Regions from separate parts of the Homo sapiens genome. Here region 1 is linked to region 2. The links are chromatin loops, found by intact Hi-C in ENCODE. Cell type or tissue: ascending aorta. All regions are shown on one strand.

What was found. A loop is a pair of places that touch in the nucleus more often than their neighbours do. Peaks named below come from ENCODE experiments on the same cell type or tissue, not always from the same donor. Only the 100,000 strongest peaks of a DNase experiment are listed, where the experiment ranks them.
Region 1: it touches region 2 in a loop (2.2-fold over the local background); 14 of 110 quality-filtered maps call a loop at or near these places.

The regions. Positions count from the first base shown.
Region 1 is chr5:157,463,252-157,465,751 of GRCh38, reverse strand. NIPAL4 (NIPA like domain containing 4) reads right to left here. Exons shown (of 6, transcript NM_001099287.2): 2 at 2,419-2,500. Among named protein-coding and RNA genes, the nearest start is that of NIPAL4, 4.3 kb to the right of the region's middle. In ascending aorta, no CTCF peak of the experiment used is centred here; a DNase peak (open chromatin) is centred at 1,131; H3K27ac peaks cover 431 bases.
Region 2 is chr5:157,383,799-157,386,298 of GRCh38, reverse strand. The region is part of intron 28 of CYFIP2 (cytoplasmic FMR1 interacting protein 2); the gene reads right to left. The region is part of intron 1 of NIPAL4-DT (NIPAL4 divergent transcript); the gene reads left to right. Among named protein-coding and RNA genes, the nearest start is that of FNDC9, 39 kb to the right of the region's middle. In ascending aorta, no CTCF peak of the experiment used is centred here; DNase peaks (open chromatin) are centred at 1,148 and 1,619; H3K4me3 peaks cover 1,755 bases; H3K27ac peaks cover 2,500 bases.

The DNA.
Region 1 (2,500 bases), 79 kb before region 2:
CCAAAGTGCTGGGATTACAGGTGTGAGTGACTGTGCCCAGCTGGGGTTCTCTCATAACACCCAGCTCTTCTCTTTCATGGCATTGTTGTTCTTAATTTTAGTTGATCTTCTTATTTTATGACATTTCCCCCAGTAAAATGGAAGCTCCACAAAGCCAGGAATTGTGTCTGCTTTGTTCAGGACCTGGCACGTAGTCAATACTCAGTAACATTAGCAACAACGATGATGATAATAATGGATGATGATAGATGGGTTTGAGACAGTTTCATAAAAATCCAAAAATTTATGTTGCTTTTGGGAATGCCCACTTTTCTAAGGAAGAGGTGTCCTATTTTCATTAGGTTCCTAAAAAGGTCAGAATTTCCCATAAATGTTAAGAACTCTGAGAACATTTTACTCTAAGGGTTGAAATCACAGAAGATACTGAAATAGTAGATTGGAGAAAAAAATGGATTCCAGGGAAGTTGTCTTTCTGAATGGTCAATGATACCTTCTCTGAACACAAGCAGAAATTTCCCTGGCACTCTGGAAGGTCTCTGGCCTTTCCAACACTTGTCTAGAAGTGAAGGGTGGAATGGCAATGACCATTGTTCCTGACTTCATCTCTGCACCTCACAGCTATTCATTTTGCAGCACACATGGGCTCTAGACCTGTACCTCTAACTGTGGGAACCTCCCACTGAGATAACAGTAATACCAATACTAGTGCTAGTCTGTGCACTAGTACCTCTAACTGTGGGAACCTTTCACTGAGATAACAGTAATACCAATACTAGTGCTACTCTGTGCTAGGTATGATTCTAACTATGTTGCATTTTCTTATAACCCTTTAGGCTGGTACTATTCTTATCTCCATTTTATAGATGAGAAGACTGAGGCATAGAAATAGATACTTTTCTTGCCCAGAATTGAATCACCAGGAATTGAGGAGCCAGAATTAGAACCCTAATAGTCTGCTTCCTAAGTGCAATATCCCACAAAAACATTAAATTGAACGTGTCCAAACTTGAATGCATCATCTTCCCATAAACCTGTCCCTCCTTCTACACTCTTCATCTCAAGAAATAGCACTTTCATCACCCCAGTTGCTCAAGTCAAAAGCATGAGTCATCCTTGACTCCTTCCCCCGCCCCTCCTCCCTTGCTTGAAGCCGGTCTGTATCAAAGCTGGTAAATTCTACCTTCAAAAACTAGCTTTGGAATCCACCAGTTGTCTCCATTCCCATTTCCGTCTCCCGGGCTCAAGTTCTGTCCTTTCACTCACCTACTTGGTTTCCCAGGCTCCAGGCTTGTCCCCTAATCCGTTCTTCACCCAGCAACCAGGGATCTTTTCAAATTGCAAATTAGACTGTGTCACTCGCCTTCCTAAAACCTTTCAGTCACTTAACAATTGCACTCAGCCTCTGTACTTCCATTTACAAGACCCTTCATGAGCTGGCCCTTCACTCACCATGCACCCCTCCTGCTCCTGCCATTCTGAATGACTTTCGATTTCTAGTATCACTCAAGTTCTCTCACCTCTGAGCCTTTGCACGTGTTATTCCTTCTGCCTGGAACACTGTCTCCCTATTTCCCCTTTTACCTTGCTGTCTCCTCATAATCTAGGTCTCAGTTTAGAGATCATCTCTTCTAGAGAAACCTCCCCTAATCCCCCAAGTCTGGGCTTTACACACCCCTCCAAAATATTCCCCCATAGCAGGCTGTGTTTTCCCCATGATGGCACTTAACACATGATAAAACAACTGCCTATTGACTCATCTGTCTCTTCCACTTGACTGAAGGTTCCACGAGGACACTGAATCCCCATGTCTAGCATTGTCCCTGGCATACAGCAGGCATGTGATAAATGGTGATTAAATGAATGAGTCATTTTGCACAGGATTCCTTTTCTCAAGCACTGTTTCACGGAAAAACATCTTATTTTCCAAACAAGCAAATCCCTTGGGGTCAGACAGTTCACCATTTTTTGGCAGCCCAGAAGGGAGCTCAATTGGATGCTAAGTGAGGGCACACCAGCGTCTGACATTGTTCTGAGCAGAAGTATCTATTCCCATTTTGCAGAGAAGCTGTGACTTGCCTGTGATGACGTTGGTGGGAAGTAAGACCAAGACCAGACATGCATATCTGATTCTTGGTCCTGAGACTTGTCCCTTCCCTCCTCTAATAAACACATCATGAAGGTCTCAGGAAAGATTGGATTCTAAAGGAAGGCATCCTGTTTGCTCTCTAAACTGAGACCTCCTATTGGAGGCCTTCCTTTATAACCCTAAACCCTAACCCTGTTGGCAGGTGGGATTCCAGATAGGGTTGACAATGAGCCTTTTGTACCTTGCTGAGGCCATCCTCTTAGACTACAGCCCCGGACCTTGTGAGAGCTCAGCTGCCCTGGGCCCTATCCTCTCCTGGCCCAGGAACCTACCAGCTCGAGTGGCTCCCGTGGCCACGAGTCGCAAGAGGCCTTTCTTCTTGAGGATGACGCTGCTGCCGATGAGGAAGCTAGA
Region 2 (2,500 bases):
CTGCAGTGAGCTGTGATCACACCACTGCACTCCAGCTTGGGTGACAGGCAAAGACCCTGTCTCAATAATAATAATAAAATTATTCCATTCAGAAATAGTCTTCATCAACTTGAGATGAAAAATTTTAAAAATTTTACCTCATTCTTTGAATGTGCATTTCACTGATTACTGGTAAGGCCAGATACTTTTCCGTGTGTGTTAACATTGTATTTTTTTATGTTGTGAGTTTTCTTTCACATCTTGTCTTTTGGTATGTCTATCATTTTCTCTTTGCTTTGAAAATGTGCTTTATAGCTCGCTTCCTGCAAATACCCTCAATTTGCAGTTTGGTGTTATGTAGGGAGGGGAGTGTTTAACATAGCTTTTATCCATTTCTTTTCTATTCCCCTCGGTGGGGAGTATTTCTCTTTCTGCCCTTCTTATGTGAGTTTAACAAGGGGATAGAGAAAACATTTGTGAAGCTGTGCCGGAATCATCAATATTCCTTCTCTATAACTTTGAGAAGGAATATGTAACAATATTCCTTCTCAAAAACCTCAATGTTTTTTGAATTCTTATGCTTCTATTATTTGCTCGTGATAACAAGAAAGGCAGGTAAAGCAGCTATGATCCCATTACATAGATGGTAAAATAAAGATTGAGAAAAATGGCTTGCACTAGATAATTCAGGGGTGGAGAAGGGACAAGGATCCCTGTCTTTTAACCTCCCCCAGCCCCAAGTTTTTCTTCTTGGTGATAGTGTGGGGCAACAAACCAGGTCACTTCAATTTGTCTCAAACAAATGCAAAGAATGCAATACTGCTCAAGCTTCCCGGCTTTAAATATGTTGCAGACTTCCTCTGTCACCTCCTAGATATCTTACGAGTACCCTGTGCCCAAACCTTCTCAGAAGTTAATATTTTGTTAACTTTTCTTTGGTTCATGGAATGACTAAGTTTTGGACTATTTCTTGAGGAATGGGAGACTTATAAAACTAGCATTTCCTGTCTCACAGAATGTCTAGGCTTTTATTTGTTAAACACTAGGCATTTGACAGACTGAGATTTCTATCAGTCCCAAGGAAATGGTGTTCACCAGAACAGGGAAGGAATTCACAGTCCTCTAAGTGGAAACACATGCCAGACTTCGGAGTGAGAGGCGGGATGCCTGCAGGATGACAGCAGCAGTGGAGCAGACACATTCACATGTCACTCACTGGGTTTTCTCCCTAAAAGGAAATCACTGGAGAGGATCTCCTCTGTTTAGCCTCTGCAGGCCAAAAAAGAAAATGTGTGTGCTCTACAGTATCTGAGTTCTCTCTCTGGTGAGTCAAAGAACCCAACCACCATTAGCTGCTTTTTTTTTTTTTTTTTTTTTTTTGAGATGGAGTCTTGCTCTGTTGCCCAGGCTGGAGTGCAGTGGCATGATCTCAGCTCACTGCAGCCTCCACCTCTTGGGTTCAAGCAATTCTCCTGCCTCAGCCTCCCAAGTAGCTGGGATTACAAGTGCCCGCCACCACGCCTGGCTAATTTTTGTGTTTTTGGTAGAGTTGGGGTTTCACCATGTTGGCCAGGCTGGTCTCGACCTCCTGACCTGAGGTGATCCGCCTGCCTCGGCCTTCCAAAGTGCTGGGATTACAGGTGTGAGCCACCGCGCCCGGCCCCATGATTAGCTTTTAATCACCATTTTCAGAAGGAGGTTGGTGGCATGCGGGGGCCGGGCTGGGGTGGCTTCCTCAGCATGACGTCTGTGCAGATGAGGCTTTGCATCGTGCTCCAAAAATACTTACCATGTTTTGCCAGAAGAGAGGCCACCTTCTGTCCTCCGCTGAGGATTTGAGTCCTTTTGCCCTTGGTGAGAACACCAAAGAGGACCGCCGGAATGCGAGTTCAAAAGCAGATTTCAATCCTAAATCTCTTAAACAGTCAGCATTGGCTTGTCTCACTAGAATACCCTGTTTCTCTTCTAGAATTCTTCCCCTGCCTGCCCCCAAAATGTGAAGCTTGCTGAAATCAACTTGAAAGGAGATAGCACATGCCTTTTGTTTCTCCGCTCTCCCCCTATTTCTCTTCCTTCCTGCTCCCTGCATAATCTGAATTCTCTGAAGGCAGGGGTCCTGTCTTACTCATCTTGATGTTCATCGTGACTCGTACTGGTTTTTAACAATTACAGAATAACATATAAGCTCATTCACCCTTGTTAGAACACTACAGAAAAGGCTGAAGTCTTCTTTCTCTCCCACTCTATTCTATCTCATCTCTCTTCAGAGGTTGCCACCATGATAAACTAGGTAGACATCATTCCAGACATTTTCAGAAGAGTTTTATATGGTTTTGTTGTGTGCATTTAAAAAAAGCCATCATCCTGCATGAACTGTAGTGCAGCTTGCTTCATCCAATTGACTGTGCCTATGATCTATCCACACTGATGCAACAAGATCTAATTTTGCCTTTTCATTATGTATTAAGTACATACGTGATATGCAATAACCTGGCATTTTATTTAATCAATGCTTTACTAT